Regions from separate parts of the Homo sapiens genome. Here regions 2 and 3 are each linked to region 1. The links are chromatin contacts, found by Hi-C or POLR2A ChIA-PET in ENCODE. All regions are on one chromosome and are shown on one strand. Each heading gives the region's core, a stretch centred on a gene start or an enhancer-like site at or near the end of the contact. The rest is flanking DNA. Distances are from core to core; before and after follow the strand shown.

Region 1 (4,079 bases), core at 1,001-3,500:
AAAGGTCTTGTTGGAGAGTTTGTATTTTATCTTCAGGGATCTGGAAAGCCTTGAAAGATTTCAATCAAAAAGATATTTAAAAACATGACAGAGTAAGAGAACACTAAGTTCCTCACTTAAAAGTTATGGCAGACATTTCAAAACTGTTCACCAATTTCCAGTTTTCTTCTTCCAACCCCACAGGAAAATTGTACTTCCCTGCCTCTTTGAGGTTAACAAAGTTGCATTGCTTTGGAAAATGAAATATGATCCACTTTTCGGGGTGGAAGCATTTAATTGTGACTTCTGGAATCTCTAACCCTTTCTTCTGTCATGGTGAAGGTAGACACCTGTGGTTTATATGGCGGCATTGCTTTTGGCAATCACATGGAGACTGCTGGCCTGCGGGGTTCTCAGATCCACAGTGGGGTCGTCCGTTATTGGAGTATTATTTTGCCTACCATGACTAGTACACGTATTCAAGTAATGGAGATATTCTTATAATTAACAAGCTACTAGCTCTGATTTGTAATTTGCTCAATTAGACAAAGTTAAGTGTGTTCCTTGTTAAAAGTATTCACCTGTCTAAAGTTTCTTGTCTTAGTAAAGCAAGTCACCGCTTCCAGATTTTGGAAGTGGTAATTAACAGCGTTTTGCTTATGGATTTACTTATAATTAGTTTTTGTTTTTGGAAATTTGAAAAATGCAAAGTTTAAAGAAGAGGGTGTACATTTATTCTAATTACTTTTAGAAAGAAGTAGTACATCAGTAATATGGTCTCAGTGTTAAAATATTTTAAAAGGGACCAGGCATGGTGGCTCACGCCTGTAATTCCAGCACTTTGGGCAGCCGAGGCAGGCAGATCACCTGTGGTCAGGAGTTTGAGACCAGCCTGACCAACATGGCAAAAACCCGTCTCTACTAAAAATTCAAAAAAATTAGCCAGGCATGGTGGCATATGCCTGTAATCCCAGCTATTTGGGAGGCTGAGGCCGGAGAATTGCTTGAACCCGGGAGGCAGATGTTGCAGTGAGCTGAGATCGCACCACTGCACTCCAGCCTGGGCAACAAGAGTGAAACGCTGTCAAAAAAAAAAAAAAAAATTAAATAAAATGTAGATTAACTCCTGAAAGTGAATACTGTACATGTTTGCATGCATTTTATTCTTTGTACCTTGTGACTGCTGGCTACTTACTGCCTTCCTCCTGATACCAGTTTTTCTCTACTGCATATGTCAATAAATGTTTAGAAATGCTTGAAGAATACAGAGAAAGCCCAAAGTGTTTTTTGTTTTGTTTTGTTTTGTTTTGTTTTTTTCAGAAATGCATCTAAGTGTCTCCTTACAAAATGAGAGAATTCATTGATTAGCCATTCTTTGGACATGCTCTTAAACGTCCTCTACCAGAAGGAATTTCATATTCCTATCACAAAAGGGAAATTGCTTATTCTTATGTTTATAACACCAGATCTTTTATTTGATATATACTATGTGTATATATTATACAAATAAGCTCTTTATAAAAGATAACCATGAAGGAATTATTTCCTGAAACGGCAAAATATAAATTTGCCTGTAAAATCAGAATGCCCTAGCCAATCTTTTGAGATTTGACCAGGATGATCCTGTGGGTAAGGAAACTAACCCTTTCAAATTGCATGAAAATTAGAAGACAAATGAAGATGTTGTGAATGGAAATTCATTTCCAAATAAACCACTGGGATAAAAATCATTAGAATAATGCTAGTTTCAAAATCTATGTTTTTCCGTCTCTTTGTCACTCACAATTATTTCAAATATGTTCACTTTAAAGTACAGTATATATACCTAGTTAGGTTGAGTCATGTTTTAGAAAAATTCCTTAGAGTTTGTTTTTAAGCAAAACAGGACTGTTTTAAACAAAGCAGAACCTTAACAGGAAACTGATAACAGTGGCCAAGAAAAGCATCTTATTTTCTATTTTCTGTGTATTAGAAAGAAACCCTATTTCTCACTTCCTCATATGGTAATTATATCTCGGTGGAATTGAATCCTCAGGACAACAGGGCATGTTATTGTGAGATATTTTACACCTGGCTTAACCATTCTGTAAAATCAGAGATAGTGACTAGCCCAGAGGCTCTGTCTCACTTCCTTCCGGTGTTGCTTAGCTATTGATAAATATTAAGGTGCATGTGATTTGGCTGCTAAAATGAAGAAAGGATGTCAGAAGGCTATCAGTTTGCTGAATCAAACAGCATTGCCACAGGGCTCCAAGCTGGCAGGGCCCCTCTGGGCATTGCCAGGTCACCAAGGAAGTGGCTGGGTGAGGTGGCAACAGGTGTCAGACATGCTGCTGAGCAGATGATCTCAGCAGGCCTGAGGACAGAAGAGAAGGTTACCACACAAAGTGCTTAGCTGTGACCGCAGAGGAATTTCAGCATCAAAGGAATTTGAGTAGAAAAAGGTTTCAAATTTCAGTTAACCCAGGGTTGAAGCAGCAGGACTCATTGATAGAAAGAGAGAAGCAAATAAAAGCCCACACTAGTTAACATAACTCTCAAATAAGAATGCAATTATCTGCAGCCACAGTAGCCCATGGAAAGATATCCCTAACCAGTCATTCAGTTGAGACATAGGGACATCACCTGGGTGGAAAGGACCCTTACAGGTTGTGAAGGAATTATAAGTGACCATTAGTGAGTGGTCACTATGTACCAGACACAGCTGTAAGTGCTTTATGGCCATTAATTCATTCCATCTTCACAACAACACTCTGAGGTAAGTATTCATATTTGCCTTATTGTACAGAGGTAGAAATGGAATCATAAAAAAGTGAAGACATCAGCCCTAGCTGATACAGCAAGTACAGAGGAGAGCCAGAATATAAACCTAAGAAGTCTGTCTGTATAAACCATGCTCTTAGCCACCAAGTTTCACCATCCCTCACAGGGAGAAAACTGCAGAGCAGAAAAGTTCTGGTCTTACTCCTAAGAAGAGATGCACATTACATACATGAAAAGATACCAAACATGACAACATAGAAAATGATGGATGCCAAGTGAGTGCCAGGAACTATAGAGCTGTTGAAAGAGATTCATTGCAAAACAGGTTGGAATAAGCAAGACAAACTTGAGAAGTGGATTCTCACATTGAGTGTGAACAAGCAGGGGCAGTGTGATGTGGAGGAAGGGAGCATGTACTCTACAGGCTTTAGCTTCAGAGGGGCTTGGGTTCAAATCCCAGCTCTGCCACTTACAAGTCATGTGAGCTTGGGGAAGTTACTTATTCTTTGTTTTCTAGTTTTCCTATCTGCAGGGATAGAAAAATGCTATTTCAAAACACTATTCATGAAGATCAAGCAAAATTAGTTATAAGCAGGTCTCAGCATACTTGGTACAAGGTACACATTTAATATGTGTACTATTATCCAACTAGGGAGAGATAGAAAGGGAGCTTCAGGTGAGAGGAACAGCATAAAAAATGATCCGCAAAAGCCAGAAATAAAACTTCTATGAGCTCAGTTCAAGCTGACTGGGTAGGTAAATGTCTGCCATGAACTTGGAAGTGAGAGAGAATCTCCCTTGGACACTCATTAAGGGGCCTCAAAGCCATGAAGAGTTGCCATGTGGTCCTTCCAGTCAATAAATAATTTTGTCCAAACACGAGTGGAAGAAAAAATTAAGAGACACCCGGATGGGGAAAACCCATTCTCTTTTTGGTGAGACAATCTAGCCAGAAGGACACTCTCGCCAGCTAGAGCTCTGCATATCCAAACAAGCACAGGTAAAGTGGAAGAACTGACCAGAAGAGGAGAAAACATGAATTAATTAATTAATCAAAGAAACACCTGTAAGGTTCCAAGTAGGTGGCAGGTAGGCTGAGTGTTAGTGTATCCAGTCAGGCAGGTGGTGATGACAAAGGGCCCCCAGGAAACTCCCATTTGTGTGAGTGAGAAAGGCAAGAAAACAGCATGCACAATGCTACTTGAGGAGCGATGTTTGAAAAAGTGATGCACAGGTTGCAGGGGATGCACAGAAACTAGGGATGCAGCACTGGAGTGGGGTGAGAAGCTTCCAAGAAGAGACAAGCCTTCTGATGGGTCTCAAAGGAAGAGGAGGGT
Region 2 (4,079 bases), core at 1,154-3,653, 3.0 Mb before region 1:
ATGTTTAGCAAAGGGCTTCCACATTAGGTTTATCAAGCACACACAATTCCAGATGCAACGCGGAGTCCATTTAGTTTGAGAAGATTAAAATGTGCCGTTTCCTGCCATTGGCAGCATTTTCATTTTTCCTCTTTCCTTACAGTTTTCTCACATTACTTGAAGTGATTCTTACCCTTATCTTTACACTGTGTTTTAAAGAAAATTATGGGGGAGAGGAGAAAAGACCCAGAGTGTCACCGGGAGCACCTGACAGGAAGCCGCTAAACTGTGTGAGCACCTCCTGATTGGAGATATTCTCCTCCCCGTTGGATGCCTCTGATTTACCTCTCTATGGACAGATACTAATTTCAAACCCATGGCCATAAGATTATTTCAATGACTTCCCTTCCATCTTCCTGCCTCCTCCAATAGCCTCGATGTCCTTATTCCTCCCCCCAACAAGCCTACCTCAGTCACCCACCATCAACAAACACAAATGCAGCTCTCCACAGGTCTCTCACAAAGAGTCTACACAGATCCCACACCAACCAACTCCTACACCCAAGCCAATGCCCCAAGAATGTTATCATCATCTGAGAGAAGGGCTAGGACAGGCCACCCAAATACAGTAGTGACTGTACTGTACTGACAGAAGCAACTCAGGATATATGTGTTTGTGTGTGTGTGTGTGTATCTATATATATATATATATCTCCATATGTTCTCTTCGAAGGAGATATCCCTAGAGAAATATATGTGTATAACTAAATATATGAACACTTTCACTTAATGTAGATTTAAATATATGTAGATACATGTATATATATTCTTTCCCCTATCCCATCCATTCATTCATTTATTCAACTTAAATTCATTTAGTGTTTACTGTATGCCAAGCACTGTTCTAGGCAGTGAAGACTCAACAGGAAGAAAGAGCCAGGTGAAGACTGGCTAGGCAGTGAAGACTCAACAGGAAGAAACCGCATTTCCTGCACTTTGATAGGAAATGTTGGTAATCCTACATTTGGTAGAGTAAGACAAAAATAAACACATAAATGTATATTTCAGGTTATGATAGGGGATATGAAGAAAAAGCAAGCAGGGAGGTAGGAAGTGATGGGGATTGAGGGTGATGTTTTAGATGGGTGGTCAGGGAGGCCCTTGCTCAGAAGGGGAAGGCTGAGTGGAAAGCTGAAGGAAGCGAGCATGAGCCATAAGGACATCAGAGTGGACACCCAGGGAGAGGAAAAAGCACGTGCAAATGTCCTGTTTGGGAGCATGCTTCTTACTTTGAAGAAGCAGCAAAGAGGCCAGGAGTAGAAAGAGTAAAGGGAAGCGGTGGGAAATGAGGTAATAGAAGCGGGGCCCAGAATGAGAAAGGCAGACTCTGGCAAGCTCTGAACAGAGGAGAGGCACCATCTGATGACTACTGGCATAGCAGGATGCCTGCTGAGTAGGAAGAGTTTGAGCAGTCAGGGACAGAAGCAGGGAGCCTAGTTTGGAGGCAGCTGCAGTAATCCAGGTAAGAGGTGATGGAGCTGGGATAAGGTAGCAGTGAGAGAGGTGGGAGTGGAGAGTTTCTGGATATACTGAGAAGAGAGAGCTTCAGGAAGTGCTGATGGACTGGGCTTGCGGGATGGCCTTGGTCCTGAAACTCCTGGCAAGGGAATAGGCCCAGCTGTCAGCTTAGAGAGTGCAAATGCATCAGAAATCAAGGCCTCTTGAATTCTGGCTCTTACGCAAGAGGCAAAGACCCCATTTATTTAGCACCTACTATGTGTCAGGTGCTGCCTTAGGTATTTTCACAGAAACTTCTTCCTCACAAATCTTTGAGATGGGTTTGACTACTTCCACTTCATGGGTAAGGAAACCAGAATCTCAAAGAAGTTCAATCAGTCAGGGACGGAGATCTGAACCTGTGTCTACCAGTCCCCAGGGCTGTTAATCAGAGACCTTTACAGAGGGAGAGCCTAGCAGAGTGGCTTGGGGGTCGGGGGTCGCTGCAAGCTCAGCAAAGGGAGGCACCAGAATAAGGGAACCCTCACACCCTCCCAGGCAGCCACAGCTTCGCACCAGAGCTCCAGGGTGGAGCTGCAAGTCACGGGTCTGACCTAGCACCAAGCTTCCTCAATAGGATCCAGGATGTAGCTGCTGGGGCTGCAGCCACCGGAAGCAGGAAAACCAACTAGGGACAGGCAGGAGATCCAGTTGACCCATCCAAGCCCCAGGCCCGGCTTTCCTGCGTGAGAGGGAGGGTGCCACCAGGTGCTGCCCACAGCCCCTGTAGTCAACGCCCTTCAAATTTAGTTTCCACATTTCAGCCTCCACACACCAAAACTTTCAGCTAGCCATCCTGGGAGGAGCCCCTAGGTCGCTGCCTCTGGGCTGGCTGGGGCCGATTGGAGGAAATGGGCCTGCACTCAACACTTGTGCACCTGCACTGGGCGTTGTGTATTTCTCCTCTGGTTGCCAGAGCAACAGAAACAACAGTGGCTGCTGAAACCCCCTTAACACCACAGCCCAGGCTGACCCTGACCAATGGCAGCCAGACCTTGCATCTTGGCCTCTTCCCTTTCCTCTCACCCCCCTGAAAGTATCTCCTCTGAAACCAAAAACTTAACCGGCCTCTTTCACTGAGCTGAAATGGTTCTCAGAGCTTGCCCAACTCTGAGCTCTTCCTGACACGCCTGGGTTTCTGACTGTCAGCACCCCAGGGAGAGGGTGGGACGCCCAGATCCAGGCATGGAGCAGAATGTCGCCTAGGGAGAGCGCCGGGAGCCTCCTCCTCAGAACCACTGCGGAAGCTACTTTACTGCAAACAACCTAAGTAAAGTGGGCAGCTTCCCAAGGTGTGGCCCCAGCTGCTGACCCCAGAGTTTGTACTCAAACACCCGTGGGCCTGGCTACTGCCCTTATTGACAAATCCAATCTCATCAGATGCTCTGGGGCTGTAGGTCTTCATTCCATGTCAGGAATGCCCCGCTTTGAGAGGACTTGTGATTGTGGTAATTTATGACACCAGCTGCTGTGAAAATGACTGGGGAATGGGCAAATTGCCCTGCCTGTAAACTCACAAATGGACATCCAGGACCAGAGATGCCCTCGCTCGGAAGCAAGCACCCATATCGCCCTGCCTCAAACTGTGGGGTGCTGGGCTAGCTCACGTTTCATCTCTCAGGTTGCTGTTCAAGTTGCAACCAGAGAATTCCATGTGCTCAGCTGGGAAACAGGACACCAGGGTCCTTCCCTCCATTCTGTGAGTATCCACCACAGGAGGGTGAGGGAAGAGGGCACCTCTATGCTGTTTTTTTAGTTATTTCCACAACCCCACAAGTTAAATATAGCATTTTCCACATGTGTACAACTGAGAAAATCAAAGTTCAGTGAGGTTAAGTGACTTGTCTGAGATTGCACAGTGAGCAAGTAGCAGGACCAGGATTTGAATCCAGATTTCCTATCTCACATTATACTGTAGAGGCATATTTAAAGTCTTTAATAAAGGGCTCAGTTCCTTGATTATCCCACACAATAAACAAAATCATAGGTACTCTATTAGTTTGCCAGGGCTGCCATAACACAGTATCACAGTCTGGGAGGCTAGCAACAGGAGTTTATTGTCTCACGATTCTGGAGGCTAGAAGGCCAAGATCAAGGAGTGGGCTACTTCTGAGGCCTCTCTCCTTGGCTTGTAGGTGGCCATCGCCTCCTCCCTGGGTCTCCACATGCTCTTCCCTCTGTACATGTCTATGTCCTACTCTCTTCTTATGAAGACACCAGTCACGTTGGTAATCCTAGCGGGATAATTCCAGTGACCCCATTTAACAATAATTACCTCTTTAAAGACTCTCTTCAAATGCAGTCACATTCTGCGGTATCAGAGATTAGGATACATGAATTTGGAGGGGGAAGATACAATTCACTCCATAACAGGTACCAAGCCCTGTCTTTTCAATGCTTGTTTTAGCTCCTCAATAATAAAATATAACAACAATATTCTAAATATAAATAAATATGGTAGGCATTCAAATGATCATGAAAAAAGAAGGCTTTTACTAAAAGTTAATTGTCTTTCTTTTTTTTTTTTTTTTTTTGAGACACTG
Region 3 (4,079 bases), core at 821-3,320, 2.9 Mb before region 1:
CATCAGGGATTTTGTTTTCATTAATTTTGATTTTTAAAAGACTACTTTATAGTGCAGTTTATCTTAACCACGAAGTTTTTTGACATCCCCCTCGACCCCTTTTTTTTTTTTTGTATCCCAGGCAAGTGCCTCACTCAATATCACCTTAGTTATGGCCCTGCCAGTTGAGGGGGCTCAGGGAAAAAGACTTATCTTTCTACATTAAACATGTCAGTTTAGAAGCTCTTCCAAACCAAAAGGTAAGTTCTTTTCCCAAGCAGAATTTTGTCTTCAAACTCCTGCCAATTTTGAGAAGAATTTTTTTCTTGTGACCCCTCCCTCATTAGGCTATGAGATCCTTCAGAATAGAAAATGATGCTGTATCCGCTTCCATAGCCCCAGCACCCAGACTTGGTAGATGAATTATAAATATTTACTGCATACAAGGATCCAGTGCAGAGCTTTGTAAATTCCATTTGTTATTTGTTGAATATATTCACAGGTTTTCTTTTTATGTTAAAATCAAACATCTTAGAAAACCAGCTGGCAAGTACCTGAAGACATCATTTAATCTAATCTTTTCATTTTGTACATTGGGAAGCTGAGGCCAACCTCCATGGTTATACTTGCAGGCAAGTTGCTTAGAGTTTATCCAAAAAAATGATATTTCTGATTGTCAGGGTACTAAATAATTTTGGTAGCATCCCAGTAAGCAGAACAGAGTAAAATTCTCCCAGGGGTTCATGAAGCCCCTGCAATAACACAATGCTACTAATTAATTAATTAATACAATGCTGTTATTTCTGCCAACAGAAATCTCAGAATATGAAAAACACACAAGAGAGGCTAAATGGGAAAATTACTGACACCCAAGCCAATGACCTGAGTCAGAACAACTTTTATCAGAATGAAGCGCAGAAATATTAATATCAAGAAGCTGAACTTTTAAATCAAAGCCAGAAAATGTATTTGCCCAAGGTAAAGGCATGAGCAGAAGGTTTACAGAGAGAAGGACAATGATGATAAGGAAAGCTTGCTTCTTTACAATGAATGCATTGTGACAAACTCGTGAGGCACCAAGCAAGCTGACAAGGGTCCCTTCTTCCTTGCACCTAGGACAGTTTGGCTAAAGGACATCTAGGGTGACACGCCTCAGACAGTCCGCATTAATTTCACATCCTGGAATAGCCCGAAGAACCTGTCCAACCTGACTGTCAGCCTTTTCAAAATCACTTTTGGAATTCTTTGTTCAATCCTGCTTGGTTTACACTGGAACGTCTCTTCTGGGACTTCTCTGGTGACTTGATCTTTGTCCACAATGACATAGCCCAGGAGACCCACCAATACCCAGATTTGCCCAGTGGGTGACACTAATATTAGATCCAATTAGAAGTGTCAATTCAAAACAGATGAAGGACACATTTACACACAAGTCAGGGCTGCCACAAATTCATTTCTTCCTCACAATATCCTCTAGCAGAAAAAAGGGCAAACTGACCTTGAAGAAACCTCCTTTTTTTTATCGGTTACCATGGCAGCATGAACCGTCTCTCCCCAGGGCACCTGCCCATGGGTTTGCACCTGCCAGCTGGTAGCAAGAGTGCACCAGCAGCCTTGGTTCCCAGTGGCTGTGCTCACATCATCAACAAAGGTACCAGCAGTGCCAATTGGCTTCACGATATGGATACCTGCCCGCTAAGCATTGGCCTGGAGCTCGGGGACTTTCACAAAGGCCAGCCAACAGCTGGCAGGCAGGAACCTCCAGGTCATTGTCATCCTGGGCTGAATTGGAACATGCACTTGGGAGACAAAGGCTCTGTCTGTAACCACAGCATCCCTTCCTCCCTGGGTGTTTTATTTTCAGCTCTGGGTCCCCTGCTATGGGAAGGCCATGTGGCTGAAGGTGTCTTTCTTGTTTTTTTTTCCCCCCCCTCCTTTAGCATTGTCCTGCCTTGTGCATGGTGCAGAAAAGCTTTCTCTGTCCCATGTCTAGTTTTATTGCAAATCAGAGAGCTCACCATAAGTCATCCTGGGCCAGTGGGTTCAGAGGTGGAGCTGGTAACCAGAGGCCATGTCAAACTTCCTCCTCTGGCTCCATACCAAGGCCTCGGAGGATTTTTTGTCACATGAGGTTACTGTAGTTTCACATCCTCTAAAGCAAAGCTCTGTCGAAACTCTCTATTCTCACATGGCTTCAGCTCAAACAACCACCCTACTCAGCTGCCTTCCTAACCCTTTCAAGCCGTGAATCAGGAGACCTGGGTTCCAGTTTCAGCTCAGTCTGCGTGCCCCAGAGCAATGACGGGGCCTCAACTTCTTTATCATGAAAATTAAGAGGCCAAAGTACCTTTCACTCAGGTTCCTTTCAACTCTCTCTCCCCTATCTTAAAAAAAAAAAAAAAACAACAGCTTATTTTTCCTGTTGCTTTTAGAAGAAACTCTTAACCTGAGACTCTCTAAAAATGAATAGAGATTATTGTGGTTTAAAAAATAAATGGCTACACACAGCAACCTGACTGTATCTCAAAAATATTATGGTAAATGAAAGAAGCTTCACATACAAAAGAGCTCATACTGTATGGTATTATTAACATGGAATTCAAAAATAGGCAAAACTAATCTACAGTTTTAAAAATTAGAATAGTGGTTGCCTCTGGCTGTGAGGTAGGAGCAGGGATTACCTGGGAAGGGGCAAGAAAGAATTTTCTGAGATGAAGGTTATATTTTATATCCGGTTAGGACTGGGTCACACAAGTAAGCCTTCATCAAAACTCACAGACTGCTACTCTTGAGAGGATCAATAGAGGTAATAAAGCAATTATAGCAAAATATTAATTGCAGGATCCAAGTTGTGAGTAAATGGGTATACCCTGTTTAATTCCTTCAACTTTCCTGTAATTTGGGAATCTTCATACTAAAATGTTAGAAAAAAACACGTTCTAATACATTTCAAAATTCCTGTCTCACTCATTCTCTCCTTTCTTCCATCCCCTCCCTCTTTCTTGACATGTGACCTTCTTTTCCCATTAAATGAGTCAATGGAAATGGGAATATTTATTGATTTGAGCAGTTAAGTCACCAGTGCTCTGTGATGACTAACTACTTTATCATTCATTGCCCATGGCTTTCAAGGGAAGAGGACAAGCTCTGTGCATCTTTCTCAAAGAAAGCGTTCCTACCTGTAAAAGTCTGTTAGAAAGGACTGCAGATTTAATAAGCATCTTTCAAGAGCTCTGTCCCCATTCCAACTCACCCCAACCCTCCAGCCCCAACACATTTGTTAAAAATTCACATTCAGAGATGCAGGACCCTCAACCTTGGACTTCCCAGACTCCAGAACTGTAGGACATAAACCTCTTGTCTTTACTTTAAAAAATAATAATAACATTCAGTCCCTTTTTTGAAGGTTTTTATCAGGATATCTCAAACTTAACACTGAAAGGAGGTAGCAAAATTTCTGTTTCCTCCATGTCTTTGTACTTGTAGAAATGGAGGCACAAAGGTAAGACACAGGTGTGACCAGGCCCTTCGAGTGGTTCAGCTGACTGAATATACACCTAGAGACCCTAAAACAAGCCACAGGGGTGAGAAATCAGAGAATTAGGAATGCGCAATTTAAAAGCACTGCGGTTTCCAATGTGAATTGACTGGAACTGAGGTTAAAGAAGAATTTCAGCATTTTTTGGTCACCAGTTTCTCAATGGACCATTTCCTGTCCTCTCACTGTCAAGTTTAGAGAATAAAACAAACCTCAAGGATGTATCTCTGCTCCACACCCTGTCTCAAGGCAAAGTTAGTGGTCACCAACAGCAAGATAGCACACACTGCATCTACAAATGTATGTGACATATCTTCACATTTTGTGTGTGTGTGTGTGTGTGTGTGACCACAACTTCAAAGAAACGAACAAAAGAAGCAACCAATAATCATAATGAAGAGGTTAAATTTTACCAGAGCCAATTGGGCAGAGAAAAAAAATCCAAAAACACAATGAAAACAAAGAATATTAGACCTGTTAAAAAATAATAATAAAAACCTTAGAGTTCATTTTAGTCAAACTTTTCATTTTGCAGAAAAAGAAACTGGATCTCAAATTTCCA

What was found. A loop is a pair of places that touch in the nucleus more often than their neighbours do. ChIA-PET counts read pairs that join two places held with the same protein, here RNA polymerase II (POLR2A). Pooled maps may share reads with other maps.
Region 2: a loop to region 1 is called in a map with no recorded cell type, with 13 times the contacts of the local background. The contact joins two enhancer-like sites. A Hi-C loop is called at or near these places in 1 of 37 single-sample maps with no recorded cell type and 1 of 50 pooled maps. POLR2A ChIA-PET finds 5 or more read pairs at or near these places in 1 of 52 experiments (A673).
Region 3: a map with no recorded cell type shows a loop between it and region 1 (17-fold over the local background). The contact joins two enhancer-like sites. A Hi-C loop is called at or near these places in 3 of 37 single-sample maps with no recorded cell type and 3 of 50 pooled maps.

What each region holds. Positions count from the first base shown.
Region 1 is chr5:59,560,866-59,564,944 of GRCh38, forward strand. All of the region lies in intron 1 of PDE4D (phosphodiesterase 4D), which reads right to left. It overlaps LOC107986347 (a long non-coding RNA gene), which reads right to left. Exons shown (of 2, transcript XR_001742409.2): 1 at 1-4,079. Among named protein-coding and RNA genes, the nearest start is that of MIR582, 140 kb to the right of the region's middle. RefSeq lists an enhancer at 2,033-2,683. Within about 2 kb of position 2,251, at least 11 of the 41 ENCODE cell types and tissues checked have a DNase peak (open chromatin) inside an H3K27ac peak, as active enhancers do.
Region 2 is chr5:56,586,653-56,590,731 of GRCh38, forward strand. The region is part of intron 1 of C5orf67 (chromosome 5 putative open reading frame 67); the gene reads right to left. Among named protein-coding and RNA genes, the nearest start is that of C5orf67, 18 kb to the right of the region's middle. RefSeq lists enhancers at 2,148-2,227, 2,358-2,617. Within about 2 kb of position 2,404, at least 18 of the 41 ENCODE cell types and tissues checked have a DNase peak (open chromatin) inside an H3K27ac peak, as active enhancers do.
Region 3 is chr5:56,668,086-56,672,164 of GRCh38, forward strand. No RefSeq gene overlaps it. Among named protein-coding and RNA genes, the nearest start is that of C5orf67, 64 kb to the left of the region's middle. RefSeq lists a silencer at 2,117-2,411 and an enhancer at 2,361-2,410. Within about 2 kb of position 2,071, at least 15 of the 41 ENCODE cell types and tissues checked have a DNase peak (open chromatin) inside an H3K27ac peak, as active enhancers do.